Regions from separate parts of the Mus musculus genome. Here all the other regions are linked to region 1. A link is a loop called in an ENCODE intact Hi-C map of the cell type or tissue named here. Cell type or tissue: heart. All regions are shown on one strand.

Evidence for each region. Peaks named below come from ENCODE experiments on the same cell type or tissue, not always from the same donor. Only the 100,000 strongest peaks of a DNase experiment are listed, where the experiment ranks them.
Region 2: a loop joins it to region 1, with 4 times the contacts of the local background. A loop is called at or near these places in 6 of 42 quality-filtered maps.
Region 3: it touches region 1 in a loop (2.4-fold over the local background); 7 of 42 quality-filtered maps call a loop at or near these places.

What each region holds. Positions count from the first base shown.
Region 1 is chr9:40,475,054-40,483,053 of GRCm38, reverse strand. It overlaps a transcript of Gramd1b not described here. Among named protein-coding and RNA genes, the nearest start is that of Gramd1b, 23 kb to the right of the region's middle. In heart, a CTCF peak has its summit at 3,516 (motif pointing right); a DNase peak (open chromatin) is centred at 3,523; H3K27ac peaks cover 2,744 bases.
Region 2 is chr9:40,327,449-40,335,448 of GRCm38, reverse strand. Gramd1b (GRAM domain containing 1B) reads left to right here. Exons shown (of 20, transcript NM_172768.2): 3 at 1,794-2,004. It overlaps 1700110K17Rik (RIKEN cDNA 1700110K17 gene), which reads right to left and starts at 1,977. Exons shown (of 3, transcript NR_040728.1): 1 at 1,862-1,977. In heart, CTCF peaks have their summits at 1,616 (motif pointing left), 4,609 (motif pointing right) and 5,940 (motif pointing left); DNase peaks (open chromatin) are centred at 1,868, 1,938, 3,008 and 4,668; H3K27ac peaks cover 326 bases; H3K27me3 peaks cover 404 bases.
Region 3 is chr9:40,578,908-40,586,907 of GRCm38, reverse strand. No RefSeq gene overlaps it. Among named protein-coding and RNA genes, the nearest start is that of Gm48277, 25 kb to the right of the region's middle. In heart, a CTCF peak has its summit at 3,111 (motif pointing right); DNase peaks (open chromatin) are centred at 3,117 and 4,857.

The DNA.
Region 1 (8,000 bases):
ACTCTAGCTCTTTTATTGAAGGTATTTGAGGCATACAACGTGTGTGTGTGTGTGTGTGTGTGTGTGTGTGTGTGTGTGTGTGTGTGTGTTTTCAAGGAACCAGTCCTATAGTCTCACACCTGCTAAGCAAATGCTCTACACTAAATTACATTCCCAGTCCTCCTCACTCAGTTTTTTTGTTTGTTTGGTTTTGGTTTTGGTTTTGGTTTTGGTTTTGGTTTTGGTTTTGGTTTTGGTTTTGGTTTTGGTTTTTTCGAGACAGGGTTTCTCTGTATAGCCCTGTCTGTCCTGGAACTCACTTTGTAGACCAGGCTGGCCTCGAACTCAGAAATTTGCCTGCCTCTGCCTCCCAAGTGCTGGGATTAAAGTCGTGTGCCACCACCACTCGGCATCACTCAAGTTTTAAAGCCTTTCTATTGTTAAATAAAATGTAGACACAGGAAATGACACAGGAAACAAAGTTGCCAGCGCTGTCAGAAGTCCCCTCAACCTGCTTTAGTCACAGCTTCTAATGCTCCATAAAAGGAATGGATCTCTTTACCAAGCAATGATTTCCTTATTTTTCTTTATCATCCACCATGACTGTCAGCCTTTTTGTGTAGTCTTCCCCTTTAAATAGAAACTCGACACATTTCACCAGCCTCTTGTATGTACTTATCTTGTAGCCTTCTCTTTAAGTCACACAAACATAGGAGTACATTCTGCGCTGTGTCTCAGTGCTGAATCACCTTCTCGTCTTCTCTGTCCTGCTTGTCTCCTGCAAATTGATCACTGGGGGCAGAACGTGGATCTTTTCATCAGGCTTGTGGGAGGGTGCTGTGTTCTCTCACCAGGAAACACACCCTGCTTGCTTGTCTTTCTGTTTTGAGATGTGAGTGGTCTTTGGAACTCAAGGTCTTGACTGCTAGCTTACTGAATGTTGCAAAACGGTGATGGTCTATAGTTACTTCGTTAGAATACCTTTCAAAGCAGATGCTTTTTCTCAACTACTATGGCCCAAGTATGTAGTCAGTACAAGAAAACAACCATTTTTTTTCAGTTGATTTAAAAAAATTTTTTTTAATGTGTTTCATTTTTGATAGTTTTGCTTTGGAGCCAATGCCGACCTCAGACTCAGTATGTCTTCCCAGCTTCTTGAGTGCTGAAAATCTAGGCTTCCATCTCATCCCAAAGTACAATAACTTAGAGCCAAAGAAGCTAAGTAACAGACCCCCAAACCACACCACAATGAGAGTCACAGAGTTAATTCACTAAGCCACGATCACAGGGGATCACAGGGTACGTTGGTAGTAGAGATTGAGTTAGCTGGGGGCTCTCCTGTCTTCTGCGTGCACTCGACTCTTTCAGGAACAGAACCGGAGATTCAGAACCAAAAATTGTTCTTGAGACAAAGAGCAGCCAATCTCCAAGTCATTGTTCATCCTCCCTCCCCAGTCCCAGCTCTTTGTCTTCACTTCCCTGCCTTGCAGCCTGGCTAGACTCATTGGTGAGGGATGGGGAGGCATCCATTTGGACTGCTCCAACGTGGAGCTGGCAATGTGGATGCTTTGCTTGGTATTGGGGAGGAAGGGGAGATGTGCCTTTGTTGCTGTGTTGTTAGACTCTGGCCACCACAATATCCCCTCCTGCCAAGTTCTGCCCTGATCTCAGCAGGACAGTAGGAACTCAACTCCAGTTTGAAAGCTCCAGCCGTTCATCTAGAAGAGCCCTAGCCAAGAAACCCCTCTCCACTGCATTAACGTGGGGGAGGGGGCAGAATTTAACAGAAGTCAGGGTAAAAGATAATAGTGGAAATTCACTCTCATGACAGACAGATGGCCTTGGACCCACCCCCTTCTCTTCCTGTCCCCTCTGCTCTTCTTGCAGCTATCCCTTCTCTCCTCCCCACAAAAGTTTTTGATCGGATGGAGAAAGGCCAGCGGGAGATAAGAACCAACTGGATTCAGAGCCCCAAGGACAGGGATGGTGACTCTGGTCTATGTTTGAAGCACACTGTTGTGGTTACTCTCTGGAGCAGTAAGGATGGCTGTGTGGATAGGACTCTTAGGAGTGAAATGAAACTTTATAGCAGTAGGTATTGCTTACACCAGTATTTTTGTGCTAAGACTCCTCAAGAGGCTGATCACCCAAGTCCTTCCTCATTGTCAGAGGAGTCTGGAAGACTCTTTTGTACAGGTATAGACTGTATTATATGCAAGAAACTATAGTGTAGTTTTTTTTTTAAATTTGTGATTGCAAAATCTATTTACCACATTGTGATTAGAATATCATAGAAACAAAATAATAGAATACACAACAGGCCAGGATGGATTACATGGGAAAATGAGTGTTTCACTAGATTCTTTGGGCATTGTGTGTGTGGGGGGGGGGGGTTAGCATCAGGATGTACAGTGGTTGTATTGTGTTTTAGATCGAGGTTCACAGTCAAAAAACTAAATAATGTTGCTCTGCAGAAAGTCTTAGGGGTACACATGATGAGACGATCCAGCAGGCAAAGGCTTGTCATCAAGTTTGAACACATGAGTTCGGTCTGACCTAGACACACAAAAGCACACATGCAGAAATAGATGTAATAAAAATAAAGTAGTAGGGATAAAGATTTGGACGTCCTGTGGTCTGTGCTGTTGTGTAACTGGGACCTTAATCTCTCTGACTGAGCCTTATTTTCCTGTATGTGGGGTGAATGAAGAGAACCAGAACAATGAGTTAATAAGCTCCTTCTAGGCCCTCGGCTCCATAACGTTTAAGGTGAGTAAGAATTCGACCTCCCTCATAGGGTTGTCAATGGAAGAGATGACCTCTCTCCAGAGTAAACACCATATATCATCATGCTATAGAAATACACTAATATTTCTCATAAAAGTATGTTCTCCTTAAACCTCAGCTCATTCATTCATTGAGTATATACTGATATGGCAGACACTGGTCCTGATGCTAGGGAGTCAACTATGGGATAAAACTTGTGGTGTCTCTACCTTGAAGCTTCCTGTTGTAATGTCCCTCCTTCTCCCAACATATCAAGAATAATCCTACGCACACAAGAGGAGCGTTATAGTTTTTTTTTTAACTTACTAGTTTGTGTCCTGATCTTTTCAACTCCATCCAGTGTAGATATATCCATAGAGAGCCGACAATGTGACACTTCAGGGGGTCTTTTGTGCTCTGTACGTGACCTGACCTGAAAATCCCAAGCCATTGGACATATAAACATTCCATTATTATTTTCTTTAAATAGTGTCTCCCTCCATCTCCTGAAGCTATTGAACATATAGATCTGTCACTGGAAAGCTATCCACGCTCACTTTAAAAGTCTTTTTTAGCTTCTTGACATACTAATCTACTGTCAGACAAACACCCTCTGGGAATTTTATGACTAGGGTGACATTTTCCTGGCCTGCAGACCCAGGAGTGATGTCTGGAAAAGAGTATGGTCTGTGAGATCTGCATTTGGTTCTGAGGCGCCCAAGCTGAACTCTGGAAGAACCGTGGGTGCAGAGACATCTGGGGTCATCCTGGCCAGCAGAGGGCAGTAAGAACCCATCTTCTACACCACCAGGTATCAGACCCTTTCTGTCACATCTGGGCAGTTGTCAATATGACTGACTGGTTTACAGTCTTTTGCACACATGTTGGGTTAGACCAGAGCTCCCAGAACGACAGGGAAATAAGTAAGCTGACCCTAGCACCTCCTTCTCAGCTTTCGAAATTAGACATGCAGGTATGTTGCTGTATTTAATGCATGTTCAAGGGACATGGGTACATCAAGGTTGGACTGGTCTCTGGGAACAGAGCCTTCCACAAAGCAGAACCGTCACCTTCTGGAGACTCCGAGTCTTGGTTCTTCAACAGACAAATGGCTTGTTATCCCCTAAGGTTATCCCCACACAATTCTGAACCATGAATGCGTTTCCTGAGGTGCAAAGTCTGGGAGTCAAGGTTGCTATCTTGACCAGTTCAGGGGAGGCATTGTGGAGATATGTGGATGATATGTGATATGTGGAGATATGTGGATGGGATTTGAGGAGGTGGCCTTTGGTGTTGCTGCTGTAAGAAATATCACACATGAGTTTTTCCTACCAAATACCATTAAAACTTGTATTTAGGACAAAGAATTAAAACCTTTTGTTTCCTCCACCTTGTAAGCCTTGAAAAGGTTTTAGTCTGCCCCACCCAGTGAAAGCTTTGTTTACTCAAAAGCCCTCTACACTGTTCTAGGAATTTGATGGCTGGAAGCTTTTTCTCCTTGGAGCCGTGAGTCATTTTTCTTTTCCTCCACTGCCAATTCTTCTCATCTTAGCCAATCTAATGAGATTGCGAATTTGTGCTCCAGCCAATGGGAAAAAGACACAGTCCTCATCTTCCTTAGAATTCAAAACCAAGTGCATGTCCTGTCTTAGGTGGTTTGTGTTAGCTGTCAGACAGTTCCACAGCAAACTCAAGGGGCCCAGCAACTGCGGGGCACATCATACTAGCTGTAGAGGTGACACGTTTCTGCTGTTGCCTCATGTCACATGGCCTCCCCCTGCGTATGCACAAGCATCCCCTACATCCCCTAATAGAAGCCCCTCACCCTATTTCACCTCCTTCCCTCCCCATTTTCTCCACCCAGAAGCAGCCTCTGTTCCCTTTGCCCCTTCCCAGAATAAACCTCTCACGTGAGACCTGTCACATGGTATGACTTCATGGATTCCACCGTATAGATATGGCAGCTTGTGCTTGCTCTTCAGGAATACACCCTCTTTATCAGGAGTAAGAATTGCCTTGTTAAGACTCTTCCGTTGGTATGGTGGTCTCTTTGTGAGCCTAAATTTAGTTCGACTGCAGATAAGCTTTGGAAAAGTGGCAGGGACTGAAGCTGTAGCCTCCTGTGGAATTCTGAGCCAGGAGTCTCTGTTCTATTAGATCAGCTTAGAGGAATGGGTTCACCATTGTAATCCCAAGTTTTCCCAGTGTCTCTTTGATATTAAGACTGTATCGCCCCCAGAACACCAGGAATAATAATAGTATGAGACATTAAAACAGTGCAGAAAACAATTGGGATTTTGCTAGCACTGTGTGGTGTCTTTACAAGTAGTCGTTTGCTTCTATGGAAGCTATCATCAGTTGTGTAGACTGAGGTCTAGGCTAAGCTAAAATCAGTATTGTAGTATTGTACTTTTCAACAAGATGGCACCTGAGGTGAACAAGGACCCTCCTACTCCTCCAAAGCCAAGGCCAAGGCTTTGGTAGCTAAAAGAGCTGTGCCGACCTTGAGTCCCCTGGCCACTATGTGAGCCATGTAGGAGATGGAAAGCAGTAGCATCCAGTGTTTATTCTGAAGATCAAGGCCAATAAGCAAGACTGAGAAGAAGTTCTAAGGCTCTGTTGTGTCTAAAGTCAATGACCCAGTCAAACCCAAAGGGGAAAAGAAGCTGTCTGTTCCACAGGCTGCTGATTATGATGCTGCAGATTTGGCAATAAAATTAGGGGCTTCTGAATCGAATCCACAGAGTAGCTGAGTGTGTGAAAGAATGTCTTGTATCTCACTGCTTTCTAAGGAAAGAGCAGCCTGTGGGAACCCTCTTCTTTGCACTCCCAGAGCCCAGAAGGGTGTCATTTAACACAGCTTGTGTTTGGTGGGAACATCCATGAGCTCCAACAATGGAAGCTGTGAGCACCCGGGAATGAACCTGATACAGTATTTGGCTCTTTAGCACGTGAAGGTCTTTGAATTCAATTCCCAGCACCATAAAAATAGACAGATAGACAGACACGGCAAACAGACCCATGTCTTTTTGCTCTTGTCTTTAACAAGTTTCTGGTGTTCTCTCCAAAAGGTGTTGAGTGGTTTGCATACATTTAAGTAGCTAAGAATTACTATCGAAAGATACAGTTTAGAAAGAGTTTACCCTCACCACCCACAGCCTTCCCGCTGGACTCTGCCAAACTTGTCTGATCTGAAGCAGCGCTGGGAGATAATAGCCAAAAAGATCATGAAGTCAGAGACCAGACCTGGAAGGTTTGGGAATAAGGAAAAAGGAACTCATAGAAGCAGAATAAGGTTGTGGGTGAGGTGGGAAGTCTTTATGGATAGAAGTGGGGAGAAAGAAATGAAGGTGATATTGAGAAGTAACCATGTTAGGTAGGATAGAAGAAGAGGGAGAGGAGGAGGAGGAGGAAAGAGAAGAGGAGGAGGAAAGAGAAGAGGAGGAAGAAAGAGAAGAGGAGGAAGAAAGAGAAGAAGAGGAAGAAGGAGAAGAAGAGGAAGAAGAAGGAGAAGGGGAAGGGGAAAAGGGGGAAGAGGAAGGGGAAGGAGGAGGAGGAGGAAGAGAAGGAGAAAGAGAAAGAGGGAGAAGTAGTCCAGCCACCCAGAACCCAGAGAGACATTGCAGAATCAAATCATTTAGCATAAAATCAGCTGTTCCCAGATTTCCCACCAGTGTTCCACCTGGGAATGATGACAAGATACTAGGTGAGCAGCAGGCCCAAGGCCAGCCTGCTGCTATTGCCAGAGTCACTGGATCATGGCAGTTGTGACCTACATCAGAATACCTGCTACTCCTCTTCTTCAAAGTCAGAACAGCTCATGCTTAACTGGAATTGAGGAAGGGCAAAGAAGATCTAGGAGAAGATGCTGGCAAAGTGAAATAACAGTCTATGATGAAGGAGGCTGCGGTGCCAGAACAAGAATAGAGAACTGGTCCGTAGACAGCTCATACTCTATGTTTAAGGAGGCTGTGGTGCCAGAACGAGAATAGAGAGTGTGTCCTTAGACGTCATATGTGAGCGAGGTCCTTGTTCTTCTCCTTGGTTACTGAGTGGCTTACAGGCAAGACTTAACTTTTCTGCTCATAAGAGTCTATCACAGTTATAAATAACAGTGTATAGAAGTGTTCCACTTGCCGGGTACGGTGGCGCATGCCTTTAATCCCAGCACTCGGGAGGCAGAGGCAGGCGGTTTTCTGAGTTCGAGGCCAGCCTGGTTTACAATGTGAGTTCCAGGACAGCCGGGCCTATACAGAGAAACCCTGTCTGGAAAAAAGCGGGGCGTGGTGCAAAGAATCTATCCCTTTCATCCCAGTCTTCATGTCAACCTTAGAGTTTATTGAGAAAGCTAAAGGAAGCCCTATAATGCCTGTTGTAACTGTTCTGGCTATCCCACTGCCTGGGATTTAAATGAACTTGAACATCCTGTCTCTTTTACGTGTTCACTGAAGGCCCAGCACCTACTCTGGTTTATGGCATGAGGAAGTTATAATAAACATCTGTAACCAATCTATAATAGTTAAACCTCTGAGGAAGACAATGGCTTTCGGTGCCTAGATTTGCTGTTTGGTTTTGTGGTGGCAGGTGTAAGTTTGCAGTGACTGACCTAACTTGTGTTCCTCCAGAGGGTCAGACACACTCAGCAGACCATGTGCATGCATGCATCATTTTCAGGTAAGAAATGAGTTTGATTTTGATATTTTTTAGGGTAAGTATTCTATTATATTAAAAAGAATTATTATAAACAAATGAAGCTAAGAATACTACATAATACAACATAAAAATCATTTATTTTTTTAGACAGGTATATACATGTTTTCACATTTTATACATAAACCATATATCCGTATTTATATATGGTTTATTTATATATAAACCATTTATACATATGCCATATATAGATACCCAATGTTGTAAATATATGTGTGTATGTACATTTTCAGTACATATATTCAAAAGTAACCATTAACTGTTTAAATAAATAGCAAATGGACTAGTGTTAAACAACCATGATATTTCTTCAAAAAAAATTCTAAGCACATGTGCCCAAATTCACACAGATGTACAAATGTCATGCAACATCTGTGGAAGCCAGAGAACATATTTCAGGAGTCAGCTCACCTTCCACATTTCTGAGGCAGGGTCTCTCTTATTTCTGGTGCTGCATTGTATATTCCAGGCGTGCTGGGCTGTGAACTTCTGAGTGATTCTCCTGTTGCTGCCTCCCATCTCACATCTGGAGTTCAGGGATTACA
Region 2 (8,000 bases), 150 kb after region 1:
GAGTAGGATGGAGTAGGCTGAAATGGCAGATACCACTTCTGAGCAATGACGGTGCCTTTGGAGAAGGGCAAGGAATAGGCAGAGGTCTCTGTGAGCAGGGCTGGTGGCAGAGGGGACTCACTCAGTGACAGATGCAAGAGTGGGCACAGAGGTGAAGAACACATTGGAGAACTAAATTCCAGTTTGGGCAGCCTGAGAAGATCCAGTGGAGCAGAGAGAGATGGCTCAATGGGCAGAGGTGCTTGCTCCCAAGCTTCCACCATGTGGGTCCCAGGGATCGACCAGAGTTCGATCCCTGGGACCCACATGGTGGAAGGAGAGAACTACCTCCCTAAAGCTGTCCTCTAATCCCCACGTGTGCGGCGTGGTATGTGCATCTGTGCATGTACACATAGTGGAGGTCATGTGCAGAGCTCCCGGCCCCACTCCATACAGATTCACACTCTACCTCTTCCCCCTCCCCAATGATACTGGATGGGCTGCTGGATGCTCTCTCTGTATTGAGTTTATCCAGGCGGTAGGGCATGGTACTCTTTACAAATGTCTCCATGGAGCATCTGAGGTTACAGCTAGATCTTCATGTAAATGTCACTGTCCCGAGGCAAGGCCAGAATGTGGTATGGCACAAAGGCTTCCTGAGTTAGTCTGGCTCCTGAGCAGGTGGGCAGGATCCTGCCCCTCCTGTCACCTTGGTCTGGGGCCATGTAATCTCCCAGGATGTCCCTTCCCATTTCCACTGTCTCTTTCTGAGGATTCTTCCCTCCCTGCCCAGCTCTTTGATTTCTCTGTTCTCTGAAAACAGAACAAACTGAGTTCATTCTTTCCTCTCCACCCTTTTCTCTTCACCTCTTCTATTCTATTGAAAACACAAGCTAAGTTTCGGTCTTTACTGTATTAACAGATTGAATGCCTCGGTATAACTGGATTTAGTGCCATGGGAAGTACAAGGAACTTTTTAGAGGTGAATTTTGGGTAGGAGGTATGAGAACAACCCCCCCCCCCCCCCGTAGACCAGCAACATAACTTACCAGGCTGCTATGAGTGACTTACATCTGTAGCAAACTCTGAGGCTAGCCCTGGGTCACTTTCTCCTCTCTATCTGGCATTTAGCTTCATCTTTTAAATGAAATGGAAGGATAGTGGCCGTTATTAACTCAACTGAATGTCCTGGCACATGGTACCTGTGCCAGCGAGATGGCCAAGCCAGTGTGGCCTGAGTTCATTCTGCAGGACTCACACTGTGGAAGGAGGAAACAGACTCTGGCAAGTTGCCCTCTGACATCCACAGGCATGCCCATGGTACATGCATGCCTGCACACATACATGCAAGATAAAATAACGTCGTAATTTGTAAAAGACATGCCTATGAAATAATATATATGTGAATGCTTTGAAAAGCGGAGTTGTTGTCACTATGGGCAAGTGTTGAAACAAAGCATGTATAAAATGAACTGGTGGCATTGAGAGATTCTTTCAGGGTCTAAATCATCTTCCCTAATAGCTTTCTACATGTAGTTAAAGCTCAAACAGGATTGGATGGGTGAATATTTAAATACTTGACTGCTTGTTTCTAGTCCCAGTTCCCTTTTCACACCGGCACTACTGCCCCCTGCTGGTCAGTAGCAGCATTACAGTGCAGCAAGTCCCTAGCTGGGTTGTCTCCTCAGCCTGTTGCCTGGGCTCCCTGAGCTGGCTCCTTTGCATGGGTCTGTGGCCGACCGTCACTCACAGCCTTCCTTCCTTCCTTCCTCTTCCCTCTCCATCTCATTCCCCGTCTCCATCTGCCCCTGCAGCACTGCCAGTAACTCCAACCGCAGCACGCCAGCCTGCTCTCCCATCCTCCGGAAGCGGTCCCGCTCACCAACACCACAGAACCAGGACGGAGACACCATGGTGGAGAAGGGCTCAGATCACTCCTCGGACAAGTCCCCGTCCACCCCGGAGCAGGGTGTGCAACGCAGTTGCTCCTCACAGTCTGGTCGGAGCGGTGGTAAAAATTCCAAGGTGAGCAGACGATGCTGGGGACTTGGCAGCCTTTGTTAGCTGGTCGCAGGAAGCTACTGGGTACTCATGTGACCGAACAGCCCCGTGTCTATGTGATGAAGTCAGGACAGGTCAGCGTCAGCAGGGGAGACTCTTGATGAATTGATTCCTGGTTAATCATTCAGGGAGGGTCCCGAGTCATGCGCCCCTTCTCCACCCCGCTCCCCATCTCTCGGTAAGCATCTAAGGAACTTCAAGACCCTTGAGATATGGAGGAAGCTCTGGTGAGCAGGAGGTGTCGCCTTTATAATCCTTCGTTAAATTTGGCCCTTTGAACTGGCAAAGGAACGTTATTTGGGACAAGTGTATTGCCAGGAAGAGCGAGTTCAGGGAAGCTTCCGGAGGGCTATTTTTAACCTCCTCCTTGGCCATCACCCCGCCTTACCTTTGTCCCAGCCCATGCCCTACTCATCTTGCAGAGAGGATAGTCACAGGACTTTTCCTTCCCTCTCAAGCTTGTCTTGGGCTCCTGATCCAAGGATTAGCATAGAGGCCTCCCTCACATGGTTAAGGTTCCCCAGAGTTCTCCTTCGATCCCCAGGCCTCTGGCAATCAAGAGGTGCCTCTACTCAGGTGCTCCTAAACCAACGGGAGTCGCAGGGCTTGAGAAAGGGGACCCCTCGGGAGGCTTGGGAGAAACCCCACTTGAACTTGTCTTTTGATTTCTTGTTCTTCCTCTTCTCCCCACTGTTTTCCAAACACCTTTGCATGCATGGTCTTAGTCTCACAAGCGCCTCTCAAAAGTAAGCCATCTTTTGTCTCTGTCTTTTAATCTCCCCTCTAGTATTGAATTGTCTGTAGTGCTCAGCATCCCTCCTTCTACCCCTGCCAATTCTGCCCATATGTCCTGCTTGGTCCCTTTCCCAGAAGGGCTGAACCCACTGTTCCCCACCCCCACCCCTTGGCAGGCTGGCTTGGAAGTCACTGAGGGACCACGCCCACTGCACCTGACAACAGAGAAAAGACTCCACCTCCCACCCCACTCCACCTGCACCCCATCCCCTTCCCGAGTCTGCCTGCTTCTCAAACACTACCACTAGTGGGAATGTGTCTCCCTCCTTGCGTGGCACTTTGTAAAACGCAGAGTCCTGCAGGAGGTAGTTCCGTCCCTGTGGGCGTGGAGCCTCCACTCAGTCACTCTGTTGTTTCATGTGACCCTTGGATGGGTAACGGTGGCCTCCCTGGCAGAAGTGAGGAAAGACCTTGATGAGATCTGCCTAGTTCATCTTTTCCTCCACCCCTGAGAGCTACCTGGCAGGGCACCCGCTGCGACTTGCTTGTACCGCTCTGGTACTCATTCACAGTGTGCTTAGAGACCTGGGTTTTGATTAAAGAAGGTACAGTACCAGAACCTTGGAGGGTGATGACTGACAGTACCCACCAGGCTCTAGGGAGGGAGACGTGCCAGCCTCTACCCAGGGCCCTCGGATCTCCAGTGGTGAGCTCAGTGGTGAGCAGTTGGTCGCAAGGCAGTAGGGCCCAGGAAGTCGATTGTTGGGAAGAAGTGCCAACTTCAGTCAGAGAGACAACTTACAACAGGGTCTGTGAGTGTCCTCAGGGAGGACGGTGGCACACCACTATCCACTTCCAATGGATGCAAGAACAAGAAGCTCCACAGCCAAGCCTTCCCACTGTGCCCTTCAGAGGCAGACCTGTGACTCTCAGTATTTTATGTGCCTATTGCCAGTGGGGGGTGGGGGGCGGCAGCCTGGAGTGAGGAAGCCAGTGGGAGTCCTCTGTGGGTGTAGGAGGCTGGGCAGGTTCCGGCATGCCTGATAGCTGGGGACAGGAGTTGTACAAGACCTTTTGTCGCTACGCCAGTGCCCGCCCCTCTGCCTTAGTTGAAGTGTGTACCAGAAGGCTCCAGGCTCATCTGGGAGAAGGAGAACCCAGCTTGGATGTGGGTACCAGGTTACTCCTCCTCACCACAGCTGCTGAGTCTTTAGTCTTTCCCGTCCTCAGGTGAAGTGTGCAGCTCTTTCCTCCAAGCCTAGCTCATTCCAGGAGCAGCACCGTGCTTACTGACAGCCTGACAAGGAAGGACCACATTGCACAACTGCACTGGGGATCCACCGTAGTCACCCTGGAACATGCGAGTGTAAGACACGTAGACCGCAGAGGATCTACACCAGAGTCACCATGGGAAAAGGGTTCAATGCAGGGCCCCGTGACTGGACTGCACGCAGGTGCTGCAGGGGTACGGCCAAAGCGTCTAAACCTGCTTCCCCTAGGCGCATCCTTTCAAGGTGGCCAGGTAGAGCTGCGTGGAAGCTCTGTGAGCTAGAACTGTTCTCACTACAACTATAGCTGGGCCACCCATAACCACCTCCTGCAAAGAGGCTTCACGGTGTCTCCCCCCCCCCCCTTGCTGACCTCCATTTTTTTGTTTGTTAGGGACAGGAAATCATTAAGGCTTCACCTTCCTCATCACAGTTTCAGGGGTAGAGGCTGATTCTTTCTCCCCGCTTAGAGTAGGGAGCTACAGACCTCAGGGCTGACCGTCACTCCCAGAAACCAGTGCATTTGGGCCACAGTCAAGCTGCACTCAGTAGTGATGGCCTGTGGCCACTAGGGGGAGCCAGGACATGCTTTCCTGCCCCCTCCAGCTCCGGAGAGCTGCTTGCTCTCTGCCCTTGCAGGCCTGCCAAGTAGATAGGGCCACTCAGTGCTTGGCTTCTGCCGCGCAGCTTAGCTCTCTGTTGGTGCTTGGCGGTGCCCGGTGCTGTGACCTTTCACCTTTTTGTTCGTTTGTTTATTTGTTTGTTTGAATTCTAATTTTTGTGGTTTTTTTTTCCAGTATGACAGACTTAATCTGATCAAAGTAAGACATTGTTTTGTTTTGTTTTGATTTTTTTTTTGCCTCCCGGCTCCAGTTTATGCTTAATGTAGAGCTCCTGGTCCCAGTCTCCCTTCCCCTTTCCCCCTTCCCCCTTCCCCCTCATCAGCTCGCTTTCCAGACACCTCAAGCCTTTGTTCTAGGAGATGCTTTTCGATGCGAGGGCTGGAAACTGCTCTAAGGTAGTCTGGGTATGTTTCTAGGAGCCTTGCATTCTGTCTGGTTCTCACTTGTCTGATTCCTTGTAGAAAAGGCCACAGAGACCCAAAACAAGTCCTCCAGGCCCTTCTCCTCCTCCAGCTCCATCCTGCTTCTTTTTTTTTTTTAAAGATTTATTTATTTACTATATGTAAGTACAATGTAGCTGTCTTCAGACACACCAGAAGAGGGCATCAGATCTTGTTACGGATGGTTGTCAGCCACCATGTGGTTGCTGGGATTTGAACTCAGGACCTTTGGAAGAGTAGTCAGTGCTCTTAACCACTGAGCCGTCTCACCAACCCTCCATCCTGCTTCTTAACAGCTCTGTGCTTTCACCCCACTCCCTTACCCATCTGATACAGGCTCCCTAGTTCTGTGCCTTCTTGAGCTCTAGCCCTCTCCTCCAGGTAGGGGCATAGCAATGAATTTACAATGGTAGGCAGTCTCTGATCTGTCTGTCTGTGCCTCTGTCACCCTCTTGGGCCTTAAGCCTCTCTGAGAACCTCCTTCACAGGAGGTCCCTTTAACACTCAGCCCAGAAAGGCAGGTCAAAGGTTAGAAACTCCTTCCTGCTGGGTATTCTTGAGGGCTAATGTAATCTCACCGAACATGTAAGTGTATATGTCTCTGAGGTGCCTCAGTGCTGGCAGAGAAGGAGTTGTGTAGGGATATGGTCAGCGGCATAGCCTCCGAAGTTCTTACTCTACAGGGTTCCTTTCTCATTTCTTTTAGTACTTAAGACATCCTTTCGGGACTGGCGAGATGGCCCAGTGGGTAGGAGCACTGACTGCTCTTCCAGAGATCCTGAGTTCAATTCCCAGCATCCACATGATGGCTCACAACCATCTATAGGGGGATCTGATGCCCTCTTCAGGCAGGGGGATGTATATGCAGCAGATCACTCATATATTAAATAAATAAAATTAAGGGAAAAAAAAGGGCATCCTTTCTTATATCCTCACTTTATAAGATAATGAATATTAGCTATAAAGGTACCACAGAGCTAGTTAGAGATGGGACAGGTGTTCCTAACCGAAAGGTCTTGGGATTCTGAAGCTGTTTGTGTCAAGTAGTTTCTGAAGGAACTAGCATCTCCATGTCAGTGCAGAGAAAGGGAAGATCTACTTCCGTCTACGTGGGGAGAGAGGGCAGGCACCGTGTTTGAGGATCACAACGGATCCTGTTCCCAGTGACCCTTTTCCTCCAACAGTTGTATACAAAAGTTCCAAGAACTAAAGTGCTTGGGCTCAGTTGAGAGAGATTTTCCTCCGCTGGGAAGCAGGTGACTAGCCTGCTCAGGGTTAGTGCAGTACAAGCTAACTGTGGATAGATAGCTTGGTCGGTAGCTGCAAGAGTATACTCGTGCTCATCATGATGTGAAATTAACACAACCCCATTTTGGTGGTCCTAGAGTCAGTTGCCATTGTGAACACCCAAAAAGAGCTATAGAAATGACGGTCCAGCTAGGTATAACTTTTTCGCTCCCCCCACCCTTTCCAGGCATGAATAGACTTAGCTGAACTACTTAGGTGGGAATGTTCTGGCCCAGAATTCTTTCCTATAAGGTAGCAATTCCTATTCTATGATGACATAGTCTTGGCTATGTGGGTTTGGTCTTCAAGTTCTGGAGGCCACTGTGGTAAAAGACTGTGCTTTCTAGATGAAACCACCATTCCTTTTGAGGAATGACCACAAAGAGTTCCTAGCAGAGGGTAACTGAGTGCCTGTGTTGCTGCCTGCTATCTTAGTCAGACCGACCAGTGGAATCTGTGCGAGGGAAAAGCATATACATGCCTGTGCCCCTTGCACGCCCTATCTCTGGCCACTGTGCTGACTGTCAGGGTAGAGGGTCAAGGTGTCAGGCAGGTTTCTGATTCAAAGGAAGAAGCTGGTGATGAGAAGGAGATCACATGATCATCTGGTCATCATTGTGGTCACAGTCACAGATCCCTGGTTCATAGTCGCCTCCATCCTGTCACATGCACACACGCACACCTTACTAGCTGACACAGCGGTTGCCCAGCTGTGCGTTTATTAGCTGGCTCTTTGACACAAGCTCTAAGTGGCTGACTATGTATAGGCTCCATACCTCTGGTATCTCGTTGAGGCTTTGACCCGTTGGCAACGTTTCTAACATCAGGGCAGAATGCTCATGAGTAGAGCTTGGAGACAGACACAACACAATCAAGCCGTTCCCCTTCTTTCACTAGAAAGTTTCAGATCCCATGGGGAGATCAGTATGAGTATTCCTCAACCATAGAGCTGCGACAGAATGTGATTTCATGAGTACCAAGTTGTATATAACACCATGGCTTGGAAGAATCCTTTAGAGATGACACAATTCCACTTTCTTCCTCAACCATTAGTTAGCTATTAGTTAGGTCAGTCGGTTGTTGGGATAGAAGGAATTTGCTCACCTTCTAGCTGAGAGTATAGTGTGACTTTTAAGAAAGCCCCTTCTTCCCCCTTCACCAAAACATTCTACCCTGCCTTTGACAGGGGAGATGATCTGGAGCAAGAGGCTGTGTTTGGCTCTGTGTCTACTCTGCTTCTAGTCAAAACCCACTGGGGGACTAGGATTTGGATGCCTACCACGTATCCCACCTCCCCATCAGTAGGACCTGGCGATGGGGCTCTGACTCCCTTCTGGTTGAGCGCTAGCTAGTGCTGCCACTGCCTGCCTCTCCAATCGCCCCAAGCTGTGGTGGGGGCTTCCAGCATGGATTGCTCCCTGGGCCTCCTTTCTGGAGCTGTCTTGTGAAAGGAGGACCCTCCTGAGCATCGACATGGGAAGCATTCAGCTGCATTTGGATTCCTTCTCCCTGCCCACCCTCCGCTGTCTGTGTTACCTTCACCCCAGGGGGAAGGAATACCACTTCTATCGTCTCTTCCCTAACTAATTATATTCTCTTTTATTTTT
Region 3 (8,000 bases), 100 kb before region 1:
GTGGGAGTAGGGGCAGAGAGATGGCTCAGTGGGTAAAGGCACTTGTTGCCAAGCTTGCCAACCTGAGTTCAATTCCTGGAACCCACATGGTGGAAGAAGAGAACCGATTCCTGGAAGGTGTCCTCTGACACGCACACATATGCCACGGCATATGTTCCTTCCTCTCCTTTACGATAAATGAACGTAGAGTTAAAATGTCTTGGCACAAACAATAAATGGCTAACCGAAGCATCGAAGCAAATCAGCCACCAGCCATTCAGGAAGTTATTTCCCAGACAAGACTTTTCTTCCTCTGTTTTCAATCAGAAAAACTTGGACAGGATGGGACCAGAAAAACATGTTTTTATTTAAAAAATGCTTTGAAGCTTTTCTGTCTTATTACCTTAATGAAGGCAGAGAAAAGATGAGGCATAATTCCATGCAACCTGCACGCTGGACAGACTGGCTGATGGATGGATGGATAGACACCAGTTCATAGCAGTGATCAAATACTTTGTGAGGTCCTTTTGGATCAAGAATGGAGGGAGGAAGGACTCTCTTAATGTCTGGTGAACTTAATGTCCAGTGAGGCAGAAAGCAAAGCAATCATGTGGTTAGTTGAGGGTCTTGAAATTATAAAGTGATGGCGTTGAATCTTTTTAATACTGCAGATGTATTGACCTGAAAAAGACCAGAACTTTCCATGCATCTAACAAGCATTGATTTAATTTGTAATGATTTCTAGGAATGATGCTAGCCTCTGGGGCGAAGATGAATGAGAAAGGCACAGCTCATGGGAGAGGTGATGACGTGAACAGATTGGAAGGGTCCCTCTCAGTGTCAGGCAAAGGTCAGGAAAGGATGTGAGGAATTACAGGAAGCTGAGAGGGTTGAAAGTAGACTCCCAGAACACATAGTGCACCTTTGACATTGGGCAGTGATGGGAAAAGGAGCCCTTGTCTTATTGTAGTAACTTAAGAATCTGCACAGAGTATATGAGATGACTTTCTACTCATGAAACTGCCTTGAGAGACCTGTGAATATAATCTCGGGAGGGGACAACTCTAATAAAGGAGACCAAAAGACATTGGGATTTAAGTTGAAGCCTGGCTGCCTCGATGCAAGGACCTATGAAATGAAAGGACACACAAACCTATGCCCCATCTCTGACCCAGGTAGAGGAAGCCACAAACTCTTATGTGAGCTGTCCCTGCATGTGATCTGATCCATCATTGGTGTGTTTCCTGCACTATGAATGAGGATACCTGGATCAAACACCTTAACGCGCTCCAATCCCACCATGCACCACACTTGCTCAGACTATACCTCACCAAGTGGTCCAAGGTTGTTCTTCATATGGATTTTCATAAGGAAAGCAAATGTGCTGATTCACAAGTATGAGATGGACAACCACTTAGGATTGGTAGATTTGACTGTAAATTACAAAATTACTTGGAAGTGACTGGAGGCAACTGAACAACCAAGCAGACCTTTCAGATCCATTTGTGCCTCTACGGCTGGGATGGTTGCAACCAGGTTTTGAACCTCAGTCAGTGAGGCACACTGGATAGAGTGGTAATAACCAGCAAAGGCCCTCTGAGGAGTAACTCGGCAGCACTTGGGTAAGGATCATAAGGGATGTATTGACCCAGAGAGGGAGGTGGGTAAAAGTTGGGAGTTGGATCAGCAATCCACAAGGTACCACCGGCACTAGAGAAGATGACAACAGAATTCCATTGCACTGACTGCTGGGAGGAGCGGGGAGTGCTGTTCTTTTCCTTTCTACCTTCCAATTACCAGACTTTGGAGAAATGCAAAATGTTTATTCGAGCATTCAGGTCATGTCTGCAAACATTTAACTCAAGACACATGCTGGTGGCCCAAGCTGGGGCCATCGAGGAGAGGGAACTGCTGATTTAGGAATTGCTTCTCTCAGATTGCCTCTAGACATTTGTGGGGGCATTTTCTTGATTAATGGTTGATGTGGGAGGGCCAAGCTTACTGTGAGGAGTGCAGGTCCCGAGTTATGTAAGAAAACAGATTTATCAAGTCAGTCAGCAGTCCTCTGAACACGTGGATGCATTATCCCATGGTGGGGTCCTAATTTGATGGTGTTATTGGGAGGTGGTGGGAACTTTAGGGGAGAGGTCTCCTTGGAGGAAGTAGGTGTGTGGACCTTTCCTCTCCTTCCCTTTGTCTTCTGTTCACTGTGGGATGAGCCATTTTGCTTCACCACACATTTCCTTGTAATTTGTTCTGCTATACCACAGGGCCAAAACAAAGTAGTCCAGAGCCCCTGGACAGAGACCTCTGACATCAGCAGTCAAAACAAACCGTTTCTCCTTGAAATTGATTTATCCAAGTACTTTGTCACACTTACGGATAATAGACTGATATTAATACAGTTGTTCTCAAGAAGTTGCTGGCAATCTTATGTAGTTTGATCTTTGATGGGGGGGGTTCATCTGTTAATTTGCCCATCTCAAGGACAACCTAGCCTGGAGAAATGCAAAATGTTTATTAGAGCATTCAGTTCATGTCTGCAAACATTTAACTCAAGACACTCAAGACATGCTAGTGGCCCAAGCTAGGGTTATCGAGGAAAAGGAAATGCTGATTTAGGAATTGCTTCTCTCAGATTGCCTCTAGACAAAGTTAAGGGAATGGGAAGGTGAAGATGCCCAGGCCTTGACATGCAAAAATCTGATGTAGCTGTTTCCCAGGTGTGTGGTCCTGGGCCCGTCTTCAGCCTAAAATAAGGAAGGTCCTGCCCTTATTTCTCAGACATAGGCGAAGCAAGCCATTGTATACTCCATGTGCATTTATGTGTAGACTCATGTGTGTGCGCCTATGTGTCTATTCGGCTCTCTTTTGTATCATTATGTAAATGTTTATTATTAATTCTTGACTTGAATGGATAAATGGTGGTATTGTATCCACTAGGTCTGTGATTCCCAAGCTTTAGTGAACATTAGGCTCGTCCGAATTGCTAGTGGAGGTGCGGCAGCCAGGATCATCCATCTTCAGCTTTCGGCTCATAAAGTCTGGAGTGGAGTCAGAGCACCAGCATCTTGAGCAAGTTCCTAGGTGATGTTGAGGCAGCGGCCTAGGGCTGCAACACGAGAACCAGTCAGCAGATGGCGCCATCACTGAGTCTTGGCCTCCCCTGGGAGCCTAGGGAAATGGGTCAGCTTGGGCTTCTGACAACAGAAACACTGATCTTCCCAAGCAGAACCTGACCTGAGCATCTGAGGAAAGGAGCAGAGGGAGGTAGCAGCTGGTACTGGGCAGTAATCAGAGCTCTTCCCCACGCGTGTCTTTGCACTGTGGGTGTCCTCAGAGGAGACCTCATCCCTCTTTCGGGAGGGAGCGCTGTATCGTGCCAGCAGAAGCAAAAATTACATTGGTCACAGCAGAGCATCAGTCTTTCCCTTTGGAAAACATCCCTGAAGGATCCTTTTCAGTGATTCCAATTGAGGACTGAACCCAAGCAGAATCGTTCCAGTTAGGGATTGAAACCAAGTAAAAGAATCGTTCTTAAGGTTTTTAAAGTGATAGGTGGCGACAAAAGTCAACTTCTACAGTCTTAGCATGCTGCCTCTACATACCTTCTATCCACCCCCAACTCCCTCATCACTAACCAGCATTTTCCCGAGTGGAAAGGACCAGAATACCTGCCCCGAGATCTGAACTTGAGGCTCCCCAAAGGTTCTGCCCACTGGAAAGAGCTGACAGAATTAAATATAAAAGTCCCAGTGGTGGAAAGAGCCTTTCACTGCAGCGGGCTGCAGGAGATGCTAAGAAAGAAGGAGGAGAAAGTGCCTTTTAGGTTTAGCTATGTGCTGTCCTGCAGAACCTTCTGCTGTCTACACTGTCCCGGACACTGGTCACCAGCCGCAGGCGGTTGCTGAGCACTAAAGTGAGATAGGAATTTTTAAAGAAGTGAACTTAAAACGTGCATGTGAGCAGGTGCAGATGTAGGCCAGATGTCAACCTTGGGTGTCATTCTTCAGGTGCTGTCCTGTCCTCCCCTGCCCCCATCAGTCCCCTCACCCACCTTTTATCATTTGAGACAGGGTTCCTTACAATTCTAGAGCTCACTGTATATGCTAGGCTTGCTAGGTGGCCAGTGAACTCCAGGGATCTTCCTGCCTCTGCCTCCCCAGCCACGGGATTTTTAAGCCACACCCACCTTTTTAAAAATCTGGGTTCTAGGCTCATAATCAGGCCCTTATGCACATAACCAGACCCTTTTCCTAGAGAGCTATCTTCCCAGTCCGGCCCTCTTTTGAAGGTGCATTAGAGAATCTGTGAATACATTCAAAAGCTCCACAGAATCTACTTTCAGTTATTGAGTTTGGAGCCATAATGTAATTATAAAAATAAATGAAAATGAAAATGCAATCCTTAAATACTTTACCGACTAAACCATCTCTCCCGATCTCTAAAACTTTGATTTGAATGAGTTCGTCGAGGCATTCTCTAGCACAGTGTGTTGGCAGAGTACTCTGGTGGTTATCTGGGCCCGTGAAGGGCCTGGCTCTTGGCGCGTTGAAGGAGCAGGAGCACTTAGGTTGTTGTACGTAATTAGTGTATGGGAGCTTTCGGGTGGGGATTTTGATTAGGGAAGAGAGCAGGAGAGGTTGAGGAAGAGAGTAGGAAGAGAGAGCGAGCTCCTGGGCCTTGCTACATCTAAAACCTCCAAGCCCACCTCCATTGACACACTTCCTCTAACAAGGCCACACCCCTAATAGTGCCACTTCCTGTGAGCCCTTGGGGAACCATTGTCATTCAAGCGACCACAGGAGGTGACTAAGGAAGGAGGAAGGACTCTCAGTGAAATCCTTCTGGTGGCAGCAAGGGCTCAAGGGGACTTAAAACTGTTTAAGTGTAGGGGGTTGGGAACAGTAGCGGGGACTAAGAAGGGTACAAGTGATCTGCTCAAGGAAGTGGTGGGGGAGGGGTGGGCTCAGATTAGGAAGGGTAGGGAGATAAATGAGGAAGAAGAGAGTAAATAAGAGGAAGGATGTCTGAGAAAATCATGAGTCATTATATTAACTGTTCCCCTAAAGCCCCACCTAACATCACACACAAGCCTGCGTATTAATATACATAGATAATACAAGGAAAATGTTCTTCTTTGGGTGGACAATGAGCCCCTGAGAACTAAAGACCACCCAATAAAACCTCCAGTCCTCACATAGGAAGCCTTCTCTTGAGCTTTTGAATGGTGTTGTCCAAGAGACTCACAAGCCACACAAACTATTGTCATCGCTCCTGGCTGTGCCCCAAGATGGGAAAGGCAAATCCCTATTTCTGAAGACACCATGCAGACTTCAGACTGTGGCCCAAGGAGAGTTTGCTGCGAGGCTGTCTGTAGCAATGTCAGAAAGTATACCCGTAAAGTTTCACCAACAGGAGAGCCCAAAGATGAGGGGAACCAGAACACCAACTGTAGACATGCCAAGTGGATAGGGAAAAGCCCGCGAGACCCCAACCTACACAAAGAGCTACAGGCAACTGAGGAACGCTGAGGGTGGGAGAAGCAGCCTTCCCCAGGGAGGAGGAGCACACCAATTGGTTATCCAATGACATCCAATGGTCAGCCCTGAAAACATACATAAAGTAGCATCATACACACTGAGCCGGTCATATTTAGGAGTATATATGCATATGTATACATAGATGCATGCATATTTTAACAATCAATGAAAATAGAGGCCATGAATTTAAAAGAGAGTAAGGTGGAGTATATGAGAGTGTTTGGGGGAAGCCAAAGAAAGGGAGGAATGATGTAATTATATTATAATAATAATTATTATTTTTTAAAGATTTATTTATTATATATTAGTACACTGTAGCTGTCTTCAGACACACCAGAAGAGGGCATTAGATCTCATTACAGATGGTTGTGAGCTATCATGTGGTTGCTGGAATTTGAACTCTGGACCTATGGAAGAGCAGTCAGTGCTCTTAACCACTGAGCCATCTCTCCAGCATATTAACATATGTCAATTATATCATTTTAAAAATTACATTTGTTTATTTAATGTGTTTGTGTGAGCACACACATGCATGGCATAGTGTGGAGGTCAGAGGACAACTTGTGGGGTCAGCTGTCTCCTGCCACATGGGTCCTGAGTACAGAACTGTGGCTGTTAGGCTTGGCAGCAGGCACCTACTGAGCAGTATTTCCAGCCCTTAAGGGGGGTTTTGAACTGGAATGCCCAATATTCAATCTGAAGTTGTTTCCTGAGCTGTGTATCAGTGTCTCTTCTTTCTGTTACTTCATCTCATCGTAAGTGTCTGCTCAACACAGAACCTGGGGGTGGCAGCCATTGGAGAAAGAAGATAAGATGGGATCTGGGGCTGCCCAGCAGGTAGGTGCATATGTGCACAGGTGTGTGTGTGTGTGTGTGTGTGTGTGTGTGTGGTGTGTGTGTGCGTGTATGTGTGTATGTGTGTATGTGAGTGTATGTGTGTGTGGTGTGTGTGTGTGTGTGTGTGTATGTGTGTATGTGAGTGTATGTGTGTGGTGTGTGTGTGTGTATAGTGTGTGTATGTGTGAATGGTGTGTGTGTGTGGTGTGTGTGTATGTGTATGTGGTGTGTATGTGTGTGTATGTATGTATGTATGTATGTGTATGAGGTGTGTATGTGTGTGTGTGCATGTGTATGTCTGTGTGTGTGGTGTGTGTGTGTGTTAAGGTGACAGTATACCCTGGAGCAGTGGTACTCAGCCTTCTTCACGCTGCGACCCTTTAATACAGTTCCTCACATTGTAGTGAACCTCACCCATAAAATTATTCTGTTGCTACTTCATGACTGTAATTTTGCTACTGCTATGAATCACAATGTAAATATCTGATATGCAGGGTATCTGATATGGAACCCTGTAAAAGGGTGGTTCAACCCTCAAAGGGGTCTCCACCCATGAGTTGAGAACCACTGCTTTTGAAGGAAATGGAAGCAAGAATTAAAGTCAGGACAAGCAGGTACCCCAGCTGAGTGGCTCTGCGGTGGAGCTGACCGGATGCTCCTTACAATGCTAGGAGCATGGGGACTCAGAATCAATTTTAAGTAAATCTCAAAAGCAGATCAACTCTAGTCACGGGAGGCCATGAACATCCAGAGGTTTTTCTAACCTCTGCTTCCTGAACCCCAAATAGTGTTCCAGACAAGCTACATGGGAAGACTGAACAACAGATAGCAGGTATCGATGAGGAAGGAGGTAGAGGGCTCCAGCCATGACTACCCAGGCAGATAGGAAGGGGGATGTTGGTGTCCTGTGAAATTGTACAGTGGTATGTTATTTCTTTCTAGGCCTTTGTATCTCTCTGTGATATCTGGAAACAAGAACCCCCTGTTCACCTGCTCCCAATTTCTCTCTCTCTGTGTGTGTGTGTGTGTGTGTGTGTGTGTGTGTGCAAGCAAAGAAGCAAAGGGAGGTACAGCTCACGTGACAGACATGATTCATGTGCTAAATACAGAGCCCCACAGTCATTATCCATCATGCAGTCTTGGAAGACGGCTCCCAACTGTCATAAATGTGGAATAAACATCCTTCTGCAATTGATTCCACAGCAAACGCTCAAATAAGGTAGTGTTAGCTACCCCTTTCCTGCCTGGAAACTGGCAGAAAATCAAAATTACTGCTCAGCAGCCACCTGCGACTCAGCCACCTGAGCTGCCTGTGTGACCTGGAAGACCGTGGATGAAAAAAAACAAAACAAAAAGGGAACAGAGACTGTGGGTTTGTGACAACAGAGATGCCCGTGTCTACCTGGTCCCCGTGTCCTATCTAAACAAGGCCAGCTCTCCAATCAATGTGATAACCTACTTGATCTTGCTTATGCCCACACCATCTCCCAAAGGCTTCTTCCTGCTTCCCCCACCTTTTAACCCTATTCTATATTAATCTCGCCACCTCCTGGCCTTCCCCATGTGATCATCCAAGCTTCTATCAGAGCGGTTGCTGGGGCAACTCCCAGTCGAGGTGGAGCAAGCAGGTTATCTCTGGTG